Linked DNA regions of Mus musculus: region 2 is linked to region 1. Evidence: chromatin loops called from intact Hi-C (ENCODE). Cell type or tissue: heart. All regions are shown on one strand. Each heading gives the region's core, and the rest is flanking DNA. Links, peaks and the distances in the headings are about the cores only.

The links. Peaks named below come from ENCODE experiments on the same cell type or tissue, not always from the same donor. Only the 100,000 strongest peaks of a DNase experiment are listed, where the experiment ranks them.
Region 2: a loop joins it to region 1, with 6 times the contacts of the local background. A loop is called at or near these places in 12 of 42 quality-filtered maps.

The regions. Positions count from the first base shown.
Region 1 is chr1:181,885,386-181,893,714 of GRCm38, reverse strand. It overlaps Gm33669 (a long non-coding RNA gene), which reads right to left. Exons shown (of 4, transcript XR_865801.2): 4 at 7,004-7,749. Among named protein-coding and RNA genes, the nearest start is that of Gm33669, 11 kb to the right of the region's middle. In heart, for the core only: no CTCF peak of the experiment used is centred there; a DNase peak (open chromatin) is centred at 4,724.
Region 2 is chr1:182,136,711-182,145,039 of GRCm38, reverse strand. No RefSeq gene overlaps it. Among named protein-coding and RNA genes, the nearest start is that of Gm33725, 16 kb to the right of the region's middle. In heart, for the core only: CTCF peaks have their summits at 1,536 (motif pointing right) and 6,626 (motif pointing right); a DNase peak (open chromatin) is centred at 4,449; H3K4me3 peaks cover 446 bases; H3K27me3 peaks cover 2,295 bases.

The DNA.
Region 1 (8,329 bases), core at 121-8,120:
ATCCAAACCCGAGCACACCACAAACCGTGTTCTTTGTTTCCCTGGAATGTAAATGAGAAGCACCTTTCATTCATGACTACACCTACCAAATGGATACTTACAAGACAGGACTCCCTGCCCCTCTCGAGATGTTTATATTTGATTCGTTTTTAAATGGATTGCATTTTAAGTTGTCACACAGCAGCATGCAGGACTATGGAGTAGTTTCTCCATTCTCATGGGGTAGACTCTATAAAGCTCCCAACCCAGCAAGGAGATGAGGCCACTTTTTTTTTCCTCTGAAAGGTATTCTATAACCGTGGTTCTCAACCTTCCTAATTCTGTGGTCCTTTAATACAGGCCCTCATGTTGTGTTGGCCCACAACCACAACATTTTCATTGCTGCTGCTACTTTAAAAAGATTTGTTTGAGCCGGGCGTGGTGGCGCACGCCTTTAGTCCCAGCACTCGGAAGGCAGAGGCATGTGGATTTCTGAGTTTGAGGCCAGCCTGGTCTACAGAGTGAGCTCCAGGACATCCAGGGCTACACAGAGAAACCCTGTCTCAAAAACCAAGAAAAAAATTTTTTTATTTTATGTATGTGAGCACAGTGTAGCTGTCTTGAGACACACCACCAGAAGAGGACATTGAATCCTATTACAGATGGTTGTGAGCCACCATGTAGTAGCTGGAAATTGAACTCAGGATCTCTGGAAGAGCAGTTAATGCTCTTAAGGAGCCATCTCTCCAGCCCCTCATTGCTGCTTCTTAACTAGTTTTGCTACTGTATGAATCATAATGTAAATATCTGTGTTTTCTGATGGTCTTAGGTGACCCCTTGTGAAAGGGTCATTCTACTCCAGAGAGGTCACAACCCACAGGTTGAGAGCCACTGTCCACTGTTTCACAAGTTCTTGGGTTAGGGAGGTGATTCTGCCCTTCATAATAATCCAAGGTTTTTAAGCACAAAGTGGAAATTAACCTTTGTGACAGATTTTTGGTTGTTTGGTTTTGAGACAGGGTTTCTCTTGTGTAGCCCTGGCTGTCCTGGAACTCACTCTGTAGACTAGGCTGACCTTGAACTCAGAAATCTTCCGGCCTCTGCCTCCCAAGTGATGGGATTAAAGGCATGACAGGTTTTAACAGAATGGAAATATGTGCACACACACACACACACACACAATCTCTGGTCAGATATGTATGTATACATGAGAACTCAGTCCCTAATCCACCCTCCAGTGTTGTATTTATTAATATCTAACATGGATTTGAGCAGCAAAGGACTGAATGTGAGACGCCGTCCCCCTTGAAGCCTTTGTCTTTATTGAGTAACTAGTGGGACAATCCCACCATCCTTTCCTGCAGCCTGTTAATGGGCACTGACTTGCCTCCATGTTAGGAAGAGGCCAGGAGGGTGGGAAGCGCAGTGGGATCATCTCGAGAATCTGCATAGACTAACGGTAAGGTGAGTGCTGGAGCCTCACTATAGGCTCAGAATCCAGAGCACCATCAGCTCTAGCTGGAACACTTCAACCTCAGCAGAGCCTGCCCTTCACCTCGCCCCACCCTGCACCTTGGGCAAAGGAAAGGATGGATGTGATGCCTTCAGCCTTGATCTGGGTCCAGCACATTGGTAAATAACGGAATAAGCCTGAAGACATCATTTTGCCCAAGTGGAGAGCTCTGTGGGAAGGCCTCTTTCCATGGTAAACACAGTTACACACCAGAACCTTAACACTCAGAAAGAAGAATTATGTTCACGGGTCATGGGCTTCTTGTCATTTTTCATCTCTTTGCCTAAAATTGTGGGCAGGGAAGCAGAGCCTTTATGGCTGCCTTTTAAAAGCAGTCCCTGTGTTGGAGTGATGGCTCAGGGCTTAAGAGCACTTTTTTGTTCTTGTCAGGGATCAGAGGTTCAGTTCTAGCCACCCACAGAGTGGCTCACAACCATCTATAACTCCAGTTCCAGGGAGCCATAAATATGTACAACAACATGCAGGAAAGGCATCCAAACGCTATGACGGCCATTCTTGGTTATCAACTTGACCGCATCTGGAATTAACTAAAAGCCAAATGACTGGGCACACCTGTGAGAGTCATTTTGCTTAAATCACTTGAAGTGGGAAGATTCACCTTTAATCTGGGACATACCTTCTGCTGGCAGCCTATATAAAAGACATAGAAGGTTACTTTCTCCTCCCTGCCTGCTTGCTCTCAACCTCACTAGCAAGTTCATTCCTTCACTGGCATCAGAGCCTATTTTGGAATTCTGGTGAACCTTCTGCTCATAGGCAGCCATTGATGGAACACAGCCTGTAAGCCATTCTATTAAGTCTGTGTGTGTGAGTGTGTGTGTAGATTCATTCTATAAATTGTTACTCTAGAGAACCCTGACCAACACAAACCTTAAAATTGAAACGCCCCACCAGAATTATAACCCATAAGGCCTGCCTTACAGTGGTCCACTTCTTCCAGTAAGGCCCTACTTCCTGAAGGTTCCACAACTTCTCAAAACAACCAGCACTAACTGGGGGCCAAGGGTTGATACCCATGAGCCTCTGGGCCGTCTATCCTCTAACCCTAACCCTAACTGTACAGCTATAGCAGCAGTATCTGAAAAGGCCATTGCACGACCCATCCAGAAGCAGATGAGGTCATGTGGATAGCCTAGAAGCAACGGGTCCATCACAGGAATCTGAGCTGAGTTCCAAGAATAGACAGGTAGTCCTCAAGAAGCAATGGTTCCTCTACAGGGAGCAACAGTTTAGGGGGAGGCGGGGGTGTGGGGGAATGTGAAAGTACAGGCTGCTGTGAAATTAAAGCTGAGAGGAGGCGTGGCTGCACCTGTACCCACAGACTTATATCCTGTGAAGCCCCCCCCCCAGACTGCAGGCCCAAGTTCAAGCCCCTCCTCTCTCCTCCTTGAGACATGCCAACACAAGATTGCATATACCCAAGGTGCCTCAAGTTCAGTGTGGCCCTGCCACCTTCCCATCCTTTTCCACTGTCACCCTAGACTCCATTTCTCAGCATCTCTTGGGTTTGCTTCACCTGTCCAGAGATAAGCAAGCTATGGCTCTGCCTCTAAAGGGTCCTCATGATGAGCCCACCCCGTCCAGTCACCTCACACACACACCCAACACCCCACCCCACCCCACCCCACCCAGTTTACTGCCCTCCTCTTACAGTAGCCAGAGCACTGTATGACCAAAACATCCCTGTCTGCTGAAAGCTTTTTGAGGCTCCGGGAGGCCCAGGTGGAAGTCTGAGTTCCTCACTTGCCCATCATCCTGGGGCCAGCAGCTGGAGGAGACAGAGACCATAAGATGCCTGAACAATGTGTTCCCTCCTCACCTCCGCCCCTTCCTCCGCTGCTATGATCCTGACTTGCTCAGGTCTCAGCTGAATCCCTTTGATCTCAAGAATGTAGATCCAGATTTGTTCTGAGGGGTCCTCGTGGCTCTTTCTGGACAGTGAGATGAAATGGGACATGTTTTGGAAACGTTCAGCAAAGACTTTTTCCTCCAACATAAGAGGAAGATCAATGTGGAAAAGCGCTTTGCCCAAACCTCACTCAGTCTTCAGTTCTCTTTCTTGATGACATGTATTTAATTCTCAGAGCCACTGCATCCACTTTGCAACAGGAGAGGAAAGTTAGACTGAGCCAGCAGACTTGACGCTTGACTTTACCAGACCTGCTTGCAACCACCTTCCTCCTCGGCACTTAAAACCAAAGTACCATTGTTTAGGCCATGCCTAGGCAAAGGGTTCCTGTAGGAATCCCTAAAGAGAGAGTGGGAAGCAGGAAAAAGTGAAGATTTTATAGAGGCACCTGTGATTAGAGGTGCAGCGCATTCCCGGAAGTGCTCCCGAAGGGCGTGGGGCAACTGAGAAAGGGCCAGTCCCTTGTGGTGAGACTTGGGGCCAAGTTCTGTTCTCTCACAGCCACTTTGACATGGCACTTCAGCCCCAGGGACACACCCAGAATAACACTTGCCCAAATGATCAGGACACGCCACAATCCAGTCAATTTGACTCTCAAAATTGACCATCATAGGTATGTGATCTTCCCCCGAGCTTCCAAGGACCTTGGGAGCTCCTTTTTTTTTTTTTTTTTTTTTTTTTAGATTTATTTATTATATGTAAGTACACTGTAGCTGTCTTCAGAGGGCGTCAGATCTTGTTACAGATGGTTGTAAGCCACCATGTGGTTGCTGGGATTTGAACTTCAGACCTTCGGAAGAGCAGCCGGGTGCTCTTACCCACTGAGCCATCTCACCAGCCCCTTGGGAGCTCCTTTGAAAGACGTTTTTTTCAGTACCTACAGCTGGATTAAATGCTGAGCCTTCCTCCCGGGAGAGGAGGGAGCTACAATGTGACCATTTTCTTCTGCCTCCTTCTGACCAGAATGAGCCTTGTCCCCATCTCATCTCTGGAGGAAAGCAGAGATCCTGTTTGCTCAGCACCCCAGGAAGTCATTCCCACCTTCCACATCAGTTCTGGCTTTTCGGTGCCTGGTGAGCTGCACTGAGAGCAGATGTTGGGTCTGGGCCTGCGATTAGGCCAGGCTAGCTTGAAAGTCAAGACACAATGCCAGGATAGACCTAGGCAGGCATCAAAAGTGATGGGGGAGAAACCAGTGTTCCTCTGCTTGTCCCTCTCATTGTCTCTAAGAGTGTCACCCAGCTGGCCGGGGCTATCCAAGCTGCAGTGCTCGGGCGCCTCCCAGCGGTAGCTCTAGGCAGCGCGTCTCCTGGCTGTTAGGCAGCGCCCTCTGCTGGCTAATGTCTGTTCCTTCTCTTCTCACACTTGGGCACAGCGCACAGCCATGCATGTTGATGGGTGGACACGGGCTCCAAACCCGAGGATTTGCTAAGGAAAAAATGAGACTTTAAAGCTGGAGAAAGTATGCAGAGACTATGAAGGAAGACTCCATACACTGTTGTCGCTGTGGTGAGGGGAGCCCCGGAGTGTCCAGATTCTAGATGGGCCCTACAGGCCGGCCAACTTCTACAGTCAGATGTTTTACTGGTCAAGATTATGCTGGAAATGTGAAGTGCGTGCTGTGAGCGAAGCGGCAGGTAGGGTCAAAGCAGGAGCCCTTTCTTTGTACATGCCTGCAGTTTGGGGTAGAAGAGAGGTCTCAGGGCTAGGAGCATGGCTAGCCATTGAGCACGGGGAGAGGAACACCGGAGATAGAAAGCAGGAAGATACCCTGGGAGGTAGAAACAGACATCTGAGAGCCGAAGACAGCCAAGGGCAGATCCTGAGCATTAGTGAGCCACAAAAATGAAGACCAGGGAGACAGAGCAGTGTGTTGAAGGCACTGCAGAACTGAAGTGTGGATCTGCCATCCTCTATACCCATGGTAGCCATCAGGGGAACCAATCAGAATGGAGGCTTCAGTCACTAGCTGAGTAGGTGTTTTTGTTTCTTCCTAGCATGTTCCACGTAGTGGAATATGCTGAACTGCAGGAGTCAGCCTACAGCATTCACACAGAGCTTTACCCAAAAGTCTAGGCTCACCAAAGGAAGCCAGAGGACCAAGCATTCATTATCTTTGCACCTGGACAGGTGTCTCCCCTCTGATAGGCCCATGGTGGGACTGGGCCTAGAGACCATCTCATAGCCCACTGCTTAAGGCCTTTGGGTCCACCAGCTAGCAATGGCCTAACACGGTGGGCTCTGAGGGCGAAGGCCATCTCCATGTCCTCTAGACTGGCTCTCCCAGTAACAGGGGAGGACTGAGGGGCCCTGTATCCCCAGTTGACAAGGTGGCTCATGTGTAGTCTCAGCTCTTGTGGCTCATGGCTACAGATGGCTTGAGTGGAGGCATCTGTGCTTAGGAGTTACGTGCAACTTGGGTGGACTCCCAGGCAAAGCTCACAGTGAAAGTGAGCTGGCAGAAGAGCCACTGACTTCCCTAGGTGCCAATGTCAGCCCTGGGCCTCTAGCTCTCTGCCTTGGGTCCAACATGTCACTTACCCAAGAGCTCTCAGTCCCTTCTGACACTGTCCCTCTTCGCTCACTCTCCTGGACACTAGAGAAATTCAGCAGCAAACAGTGGCCTCAGACTTAGGACAGGGCTGCAGCAGGAGGCAGGAGACATTTGTCCTACTTCCTCTGGCTCTGGGGTCCACCTTGCCACTTAGTGGCAGGACAGATGTGATGGTGACATTTTTGCCCTCCAAGCACCCTGCTTGCTCAGGGTTAACCTGGACATGCATCACCTCCCTGTCAGCCTACTATGGGCCTGAGTGGAGTCCACACAACAGTGCGCTCTGCTCTGGCCTTGTCTTTGTTTTGAGGCCAGGACACAATGGACAGTCTGCCAAAAAAAAAAAAAAAAACCAAGCTGGGTATATACATTTCCGCTCATAGAGTGTGTCCCTAGCATGTTAGAAACTCTGAGTTTGATCCCAAACCTCAAGAAGACAGGACATGGTGGAACACACCTTTAATCCTAGCACTCGGGAAGTGGAGGCAGGAAGATCAGAAGTTCAAGGTCACCCAAGGGCATTCAGCAAAGCCTCTCTGCTCCTGTGCCCAGAGTTCCTGATGCCCAGCCTGGGTCTTGAGAATGGCATATCAAAGTATCCTCCACCTCCGCTAAGTAAACTTCTTCCTAGCCTGCCAGATAATCTTTTGCTGGAGCTAGGATCCTCTCTTTGATCTTAGGAGGCCTGGGTATCTAGTGATCTGCTGTGTGCTGATTGCTGGGCTCAGGGAGAGAAATAGTCTTCTACTTATTGTTTGCTTTGCTGTTTTTGTTGTTGTTATTTTGATGTTGTTGTTGTTTTGGTTTGGTTTGGGGTTTTTTTTGTTTGTTTGCTTGTTTGTTTTGTTTTTGTTTTTGTTTTTGAGACAGGGGTTCACTGTGTAGCCTTAGCTCCCTGGACTGGAACTCACTCTGTGCCCCAGGCTATCTTCAAACTCATAGCCACCTGCCTCTGCCTCCCGAGTGCTGGAATTACAGGTGTACACCACCACATCTGCTCCTTCTTTTATTTAGAGTATGTGTGTGAGAGGGAAGGGGAGATGGAGAGAGAATGAGACCATCTGAGGTCAAAAAAGGGCATCAGCATTACAAGCTACTCAGTGTGGGTACTGAGAGCAGAACTCTGGTCCTCTGCAAGAACAGCAAGTGTTCTTAACCACTGAGCCCTCTCTTCAGCTCCAGACGGTGGTCTTTTGATAGTGATGTACAGCTTATTTGTCCTGAGAGCACAGACAGACACTCAAAGCCAGAGAGCCCCCTTCTCACCAGTCATGTGTCCTCTCTTCAATGCTGCTCTGTCTCTGGTCTTCAGCCAGAATATCTGACAATCCCATGGCTACCGAGGAACATTTACATCCAGGGGCCAAATGTCCCCACATGGCTGTTAGGACAACAACCTCTTTAGTCTATCGTATGTGGCTGGGGTCCCACGGAGCCCATTGCTTAGATGAGCCAAAGTGTCCATGAAGTGCAAGGTAACTGGAGGCTTTGTCCCAAAGTTGTTCTCCATTGGTGTGCTGCCATCACACCTGTAAGCAGAGGAAGGCAGGGACCAGGAAGGAGAAGGCGGAGCCAGTCCCACACTCAGGTATCTCTTTGAGGTTCCTAGGACTGCTATGACAGAGGACCACTGTCTGGAGAAAGGGGACATGGTCCCAGAGGCTGGAGTCCAAGATCAACAGGGTTGTTTCCCTCTGAGGCACCTCCTTGGCTCCTCTGGCCACCTTCTTGCCACATGACCTTCCCTTTGTATGTGTGCATCCAAATTGCTCCCTTTTTAAACAAAACAAAATAACGAAACAACAGTTATTTCTTTGAAAAATATTTTTACATAACACTTATTATCATTATTATAGTGCTATAAATATTATATAATGTTTTTTTATTTTATTTATCTTTATTTTATGTATATTAGTATATTAGTTACTTCCCCATTTCCTATTGCAGGACAACTTACAGAAAGAAGGATTTAATTTAGGTTGCAGTTCCAGAGGATCAGAGTCTGTGACAGCAGAGAGGAGGGAGAAGGCAGCAGACAGAGAAAACAGAGAGAGTACTTGCAATGATTTTGCGTCTTCTGAAACCAAGAGACATACTTTCTTCAGTGTCCATGTACCCAAGACTTACAGGACTTCTTACTCAAACCACCACAGTGAGTTTTTGCTTGTGTGTGTGTGTGTGTGTGTGTGTGTGTGTGTGTGTGTGTGTGCAGCATGTGCGTACAGTGCCCAAAGAGGCCAAAAGAAGCCATCAGATCCCCTGGAACTGAAGTTACAGGTAGTTGTGACCTGTCATGTGGGTGCCAGGAACTGCACCAGCTCACATTGGTGTCTCCATCAAACTCATTCTCCTT
Region 2 (8,329 bases), core at 307-8,306, 250 kb before region 1:
TACTAAGCTGCTGAAGACACGTGGCAGGCCCTAGCCTGCCTGGGCTACACTTCATCCTTTCTGTCACGTTCCACATGAGAGCCCACAATTCCGGTCCCTTTTCTGGTCAGATGCCCCTGTTCCTTCCTCCAGGCAGTGCGGAACAGCAGGTACACCATCTGCCAACCATCCTTGCTTTTGTCCTAGGAGACCCAGAACATGAAAGTGGGTTTAGCCACACCCTCACACCCTAAGTTCAAATGCGGACCCTCAGAGGACAGTCACTGAGAGCCTGATTCTCAGTCACAAAGAGGTCCTCCCAAGAGATCAGAATTCGTATGTGCTGGGTTCATATTCAACTTGAAAACAAGGCATTTCCTCACATCCTGCCTTTGAAGCCTGAGTGGACCTTTCTGGAAACCAAGGGGCCAGCTCCCTTTCGACAAGACACCGACTCACTGCTGGAGCACCTGGCCCCACCTCTGAGCTGAAAAGAATCAAGGCCCAGAGAGCACCAAGGACCTGCTCTTCTGTCTCTGATTCCCATCAGATAAAAAACAAAACAAAAACAAAAAAACTGCATCTCTAGCCAGGCGGTGGTGGCGCGCGCCTTTAATCCCAGTACTTGGGAGGCAGAGACAGGCAGATTTCTGAGTTCGAGGCCAGCCTGGTCTACAAAGTGAGTTCCAGGACAGCCAGGGCAACACAGAGAAACCCTGTCTCAAAAAACCAAAAAAGTAGAAGAAGGAGGAGAAGGAGGAATCAACAAGTTAATATGTAACATATAGTTGGGAATAAATTAGAGAAGAAATAATGCTGTAGTCAAAGGGTTTTTGAGTGTGCCCTAAAAAGGATAAGTGTCAGGAACTGTCTTCTTGGAAGCAGCAGTGTGGGGGGGGGGCTGCATCCTGTTAAAATTGGGGAAGCATGCTTCAGGGGAAATGTCAGGCAGTGAGAAGCAGGAGCCTAGCCAGAATGTGGTCAGTAACCATGAGAGCTAAAACAGCTCAGAGGGAGAAACGGTGCTCTCCTTTTAGTTGGAGTGTGCTGTAGTTTGGATCTTCTATGTCCCCCACAATGGCCACGTCTTTGTTTGAAAGCTTTGACCTCAGAAGGTAGAGCATTGTCCCGTGGTACTGTCGGAAGTGGTACAACCTACGGGAGGTACAGCATTGTGGAAGGAACCTTGGCCAGTGGGAAAATGAGGATGTTGGGACCCTGGCTTGCATGAGGGGAACAGCTTAGCTCCACCACTTGCTCCCATAATGCACTGCATTCACTGTTTCCCAGGCACCGTAAGTGCTCAGCTAACATATCTCAGACCTTTGAACAACTCAAGGAGTGAGAACCAAGCCAATCCAAAGCTTACAGCTACACAGAGGCAAAGAGAGGTGATTTCCTTTCCACCGGCCTCAGAGTGATGGTAAATGATGAAGCTAGAGCTTCAACCTTTCCAGAGCCCCCACTGACAGCAATAGCTGACTGTAGAGGGGTTTGGATGTCTGTCCACAACATAATGTAACTCCTGGGCCTTAAGCGACTTTGTCTCTGTCTCCAGCAGGCGGCGCCAAAGCAAGGAACAACTATGCACCTGACCCGCCTACGCTTGAAGTTTGGCTGAAAATGGAACTGGCACCAAGTCAAGATCCGTGTTCTTTCCTTCCCTGGATCCAAATAGAATGCGCCAATGGGAAGAGAGATCCTGGCTCCAAATAGAATGCACCAATGGGAAGAGAGATCCTGGCTCCAAATAGAATGCACCAATGGGAAGAGAGATCCTGGATCCAAATAGAATGCACCAATGGGAAGAGAGATCCTGGCTCCAAATAGAATGTGCCAATGGGAAGAGAGATCCTGGCTCCAAATAGAATGCGCCAATGGGAAGAGAGATCCTGGACCTGCCTGCCTGCAGTGAGTCCTACTAAGTCACAAAGCAATAAAACTCTGTGTCTTTGAATCCATTTCCTTCCCTGCATTGGAGGGAACCCAAGTCCCCCAAAGATTAGACGACCTGTACATCGTAAGCGCAGAGAACTCTCCACAAGTCAACCTATCTTGGATCAGAAAACTAAGAGTGGTAGAGCCGGAATCTCACTCACCCAGGTTTAGTCAACCTGAAAGAGCGTGGTGTTTTCCGAAAGGCGTGGTCGTGTTGTGATGGAGCTCTGTGCGGGTGCTGTGGATAGCGGTAGAGGTGAAGAAGGGGGAGGCGATGTCATGGTTGGGGTTTTAGGTTTTTTGCTTGGTGGTTTGGGTTGTTTGAGACGGGGGTGTAAGTTCGTCCTCAGGCTACCCTCAAACTCAAGGTCCTCTTGCCTCCACCTCCCAAGTCCTGCCCTCCCAGACCCGGTGAGCTGAGCTGTTTCCGCAGTTGCATGCTCCCACCGTGATGTTCTGTGCTCTCTGAAACAAGGAGCATAAACAGACTGCCCTGCCTTACAAGTTGATCCAGTTCAGGTATTTTATATCAGCGAACCTGGCTGACAGAGCCACGTTGGTCTCTCATACAATCTTTTCCATTTCAGTGACAGAATCTTTCAGTTATTACATGGGATATTTAAAAGTTCAATAGCTGATACCAGAGCTTTAAAAAAAAATTGTCAAGGTTCTGTCCTGTGGGAACTCAGGACTTTATTTAATTAATTTTATTTATTTATGTAATCCCTCCATGATTCACATTCCTCTTGCTGTAAAAATGATGGTGGTGATGATGGTGGTGGCAGTGGCGCAGAGTGATGATGACGACGACGATGACGACGACGACGACAACGACAATGGTGCTAACAATAACAATTCCTATCTCTTGGCACTGTCGGGGGTTTAGCTGAGTTAACAGGCTGAAGCTCTGAGTGATAGAGGCTGGCATACCACCGTGCCACCTCTGGCCTTGATGATCAAATCAATCCTCAAGCGAGTTGCTCTTGGAGGGTAGAGAAGGGGTTTATTCACCCAGCTGTTTGTTTTGGTGTGATTCCCAACCTTGTGCTGTTCTCCTGCTCCTCTCGTTCGCCTCTCCGAGAAAGTGTTTGCTCTGACATCCTGGTCTGCTCCCAGGATCTGCCCCACTGTCCAGGTGGTAAACATCCCACAATGTTTGTGACACACGACCCATTCCTCTAAGGTATTGATGGCACGTATTGGGAAGAGAGGGTGCGTCAGAGAGGTGTTCTAGAGGAGGCCATTCGGGCCTTGGTACTGTCTCCGTGGGGAGAAAGGAACCTGGGGAGAGAAAGGAGGAAGCACAGAGCGCGGACTTGGCAGCTAGAGAGGGCACAGGCACGGTGACACACGGGCCACTGAGCCCACTGCCTCTGTGCGCTAGCCTCGAGGGCTAGGGTGACTGATGAGACGGCCAGAAGCGGAGATCCGGAGAGGGCTCCAGTTGGGACTGTGGACTAGAATGGCTGCTACGTGTTCCTGGTGTTTCCTCACAACATGGCAGTCATTGACTTCTTCTGTGGTGGCTCAGGGACCCAGTATGAAAGGGATTGAAGTCACAGCCAGTGAGCATCATTTATCATCCAGGACTACGATCCTTGCAGCTCTGGCTTTCTGCCTTAGCAGTGGAAGCCAGCAGGCGCCGGCCCAGATACAAACTCAGAGGGCACAGAGAATCCCTGGCAAATACGTTGCTTTACTGCGTTCTGAAAGTCTCCGACCCACGGTCATGTCTATCCCGGAGTCTCTCTGGCCAACCTGGCCCCACTGTACCCCATCCTTCCTGCCCCTGTGGAGTTCCTAGAAGACACGCAAGCCAGATGAGTCCCCTGTGTCGTCCCCCCAGTGTCCTGTTACTGGGAATCCCAGCCCTCGCTTCCTCTAGGGTCTGCATGAGCACACTCCTCCCTTCCAGCTCCTCACCCTATTGTTCTGGGGAATGGCACATCACCCACTCTGAGGTCTCCACACTTCTGAGCTTCCTCACCAAATGTTCCTCTCCCCCAAATTTGAGCACAGTGACCCTGTGACCTTTAGGGATCAGCTTGGCTCTCCTTCACAGATCTAAGTGAGATTCCCCAACACCCAATGTTCTCTCTCCAGGACTGAAGTTGTGTGTGCTCGCTTACTGGTTTATTGTCTGCCTCTTCAGTGGCTCCCTGGGGAAGAATTCTTACCTTCCTTGTATCCATGGGGACCACCACAGTGCCTTGCATACCTTGGTAAGCCATAAACAAATGCATGAACAACGGCTTCCATATGGAAGGTAGTGGTGTGTGATTGTAGCTCAGAAAGACATCTACCCTCCTTCGTAGTAGGAAGTAGGAAAAGCAACATTGTCCAGTGTTAGGAGCAGTTTTCCAGTCTGGCTCTGCCGCCTGGCAGCTAGTTTTGGAAAATTCACCTCCCAGAGCCTCATTTGTTTCTGTTGTTGTTGTTTTACTTAAGTCCAGTATCTCATGGCTGTGTCTTGGGTTGCTCTGGGAACCCTGTCTAGAGTGAGGATGGGCTGCAGTTCCTGCTGTACCCACTAGGTGGCGATATAAGTGTGTTCTGAGCCCCACCCGGGGCCCCAATCTGCAACTCAGAGCCTTGAGGGAGCAGCTCATTTGGAGCAGTCACCTGGCTTATGCCAATGCCAAGGGCGGTAGCTGGATCCGTAGGAGGCTTCTGCCTCAGAGGGCTCGAGTGGAAAATGGCTAAGGGATGGTCACCCTGTTTAGCCAGAAGTTACTTAGAAGGAGGCCCCTTCCTGATCTTTTCTGACTCCAGAATAGCTTTCTGGCCGCTGATCTATCATTTTGTAAGCGAGCCAAGGTTGGGGTCAAGCTGCACCGGTCTTCCAGCACCGTTACAGCCACGAACCCAGCTCACCTCTCCCTCTCTCCAGCTCAGTGGCTCCTGTTCTCCCTGAGACTTTCGGGTGCCCCACGCCTCAGGGTGGCTGGATGCCTGCCCTGCCCTTGCCAGGTGGGCTATGCTAATTTCCCCAGCCAGCCTGGCCAGTGGGATCAGCATAGCCCAGCCCACGGTCCTAATCGCCCAGCCTGGACTTTGACTGGGGAAAGGCAATACTGCCTGGGCCAACCTCTTTCTCAGCTTGGGCAAGATCTGTCTCAGACTGAGTCAAGGCAGTTCCTGCACCTTGGAGCCTGTGTGCTTCTGCAAAGTTGGTTTCTCTTGGGAGTGAGACACACGGGTCGCCAGCCACTGGAGAAGCAGGTGGGCAGGTGGGGCACCAGCAAGGTCACAAATGTCCTCAAAGGCATAAGGCCCAGGTTACATACAGCTTCACCGACATGGGCAAGGGACCTGCCGTGTCTCCAGAAATAGGGATTCACAGGGACACTGTCACCCAAGTCTCCTTCTCGCAGGGACCCTCCAGTCCATAGGAATAGTAGGTCTAGCGGGAACATGAGCCAGGACCCCTCCCTGACCCCCAAGGCTCAGCACCCAGAACCAGAGGGGAACTGTGAGCACATGTGCAAATGGTTTGGACACACATGGCAGCCACAAATGACAGGTGTGGCCAGTCTACCACAAGAAGGGGAGTTCACAAGCGAAAGCATACGCCATCTTTCACAACAATGACGCCACTCATTCCCAGTGACCGTCAGACTGAGCCTGTCCACAGTCTCTTCTACCTCTTTCTTCGACAAACATCAGAATAGAGAGAGAGATACTTTCAGCCCAGGGAAACAAGCTCTTTGAGGACATCCCAACACTGGAACCTGGCAGCAGAGGCTGCTGGAGAAGGCTTGAAGCAGCCCTTGGGAGGTGGAGTGGATGGCTCCGAAAGGCAGCCTGTACACGTTTGCATGGCCAGTCTTCCTCTATGCTGGGGTGATTGTGTGTAGAATGCTTCAGCCATGAATTGAAGTGCTGGCACTAAGGGACCATGGTGGCAGCTCAGATACCACAGTTCCCCCCACCCCAGGGGGCTGCTTGATTAGCAGTGAGCCCAACCCTCCCAGAGATGAGAGATGGGGTGGGTCCCCCTTCCCACCATCTTTTATTTTCCCAATTCTGACTCCAACATGAAAGATCAAGTACACACACTCAATCAAGCATGCACATGTGTGCAGATGCACAGTGTATTTGCACACACACACACACACACACACACACAGTTTGATACAGCTTTACAAATCCAGACCCCAACAACCTAGTGGGAAGAGAGTGGCAATTCAAGTCTGTAGAAAATACAGATGAATAGGATTTGGCCAGACAGAGCAGGAGACACTACAATCACATTTTAAAAGATTTTAATGTATATGAGTTTTTTACCTGATATATGTAAGGACATTGTATGAGTGCTTGCTGCCCTCAGAGCCCAGAAGAGGGATTGTGAGCTCCTTGGAACTGGAGTTATGGATGGCCGTGAGCTGTCATGTGGGTGCTAGAAATAAAACCCTGGTCCTCTGAGAGAGCGGCAAGTGTTACTCCTGAGCCTTCTCTCTAGTTTCACAACCACATTTGTTAAAATATTGTATATTAGCCGGGCGTGGTGGCGCACGCCTTTAATCCCAGCACTCAGGAGGCAGAGGCAGGCAGATTTCTGAGTTCAAGGCCAGCCTGGTCTACAAAGTGAGTTCCAGGACAGCCAGGGCTACACAGAGAAACCCTGTCTCGAAAAACAAGACAAAAACAAACAAAATGTTGTATATTATTTTTCATTTATGTGTATGTGTGGGGGGTTGTGTGTTTGTGCATTTTGGTGCAGTGCTCATGGAGGTCAGAAGAGGGCGCTGGATCCCCTGAAGCAGGAGTTTAAGCTGATAGACAGCAACCTGACATGGATTCGTGGATCTGCTTTCTGTGTTCTGTCACCTCACCTAGGTCAACCAGGATACACGCTCCCAATCCCCAAATCTTCCTGAGTCCTCTGGTCAGGGGCAGCCCCACGCGGCATTCTGAGCCCAGGACTGACAAGAGCCGTCTTTCGCCATCTGCCTGCTCCCCGAGTCATCATATATTACCGCTTTATTGCTACAGACGATTCATTCTCTGACCCGTTAGCTTTTAAAGGGCAGATTTAAAAGAATACAGTTCGTGCTGTAGTCTCTAATAAGGTGACATAAATACACTCAGATGACATGTGTGGGCAAGCCAGAGGCAGAGGTCGCACAGGCTGATGGATAGAATCTTTGGGTTCATTTCCTCTATCCCCAGGGCATTATGGAGCTGAATGTAAGGGCTTCCATTTTCCCCTCAGTGACGACACCATCCTTTATGGAGTTCATCTGGGGGCACTTTAGGGCCATTAATCTTCAGGGCAACCTGACACTCGATTCTAGGGGCTACTGGCTAACAGATGGGGGACTCCCTTAGGGTCCCCAGCTGAATGAAGAGAGGGTTGGAGTCTGTAAGGCTACACATCTCAGGTTCAAGGTCTGCATCTGTGAGTAGGTGCTGACGGCATCTGCCTGCCCTTCACATGGGAACTCAAGAAGTTCCCGCCCAGTTAGAAGGTCACTGGAGCCTGGCCACCATCCTGGCTTCTCGAGGCTGAGCAAGTTCGGTATGACCATCATCATCTGCAAGCCAGCTATCTGAAAAAAACACCCGTGATTCTGATGTCGCTTATAAATATCCCACAGGAGCCAATGCGGTGTGAGGAGACTGTTCCCAGGAAACAGCTACTTAGAGGGAGCCTGCAGGGCGGGTGGGGCAATGACCCAAGGCCTAGTTTCTTCTGAGAGCTGTCTAGGAAGTTGCACATTCCTCTGAACTTCACCGTCATCGCTGCCGCAGCCTCCTCCTCCTCTGCTACCTCTGCTTCCCTGCTGCCGCCGCCGCCGCCTCTGTCGCCGCCGCCACCGCCTCTGCTGCCCACCATCGACAGAGCCTGAGCAGGGGGAGTCTCGCGCAGCTTGGGCTTTGGCTTTCAGGGTTCTTTGCTCAGTCTGCCATCACGGCTGGTTCCCAGCTTCAGTTGCCAGACTCTCAGAGTGACATGTTTTAACTGCTCATTAACTGTGGGCTTCAGAGGCAGTGACCCACTAGAAAGGGAGATGATGTGGGCTGGAAGGACACCGTCCTGTGCTGCCCTCAAACCCTGGGTTCTAAGTGGGGCCTCTCGGCCAATGGCTTTTCTTAAAGCCTCAGCACACCTACTCATGTTGTCGTCGTCGTAGGAGATGGTGTCTGCCACTGAGGCTGAAAATACTGAGACAGCGCAGGGAACACCTTGTAAGAGCTTACTAAAGAACACTAGCACACACACATGCACACATACACACATGCACGCACACATGTACACACACAACCACCAAGTGGGGTTGCTGTATTAAGTCCTGGAGGGTAAGCATACCTTTTTTGAATAAGCATTTTCTTTATTGGTATGTGAGCGTTTGTGTGGTGGTTGGTTCTTTTCTTCCACCACACTGGTTCTAGGGGCTGAACTGAGAGC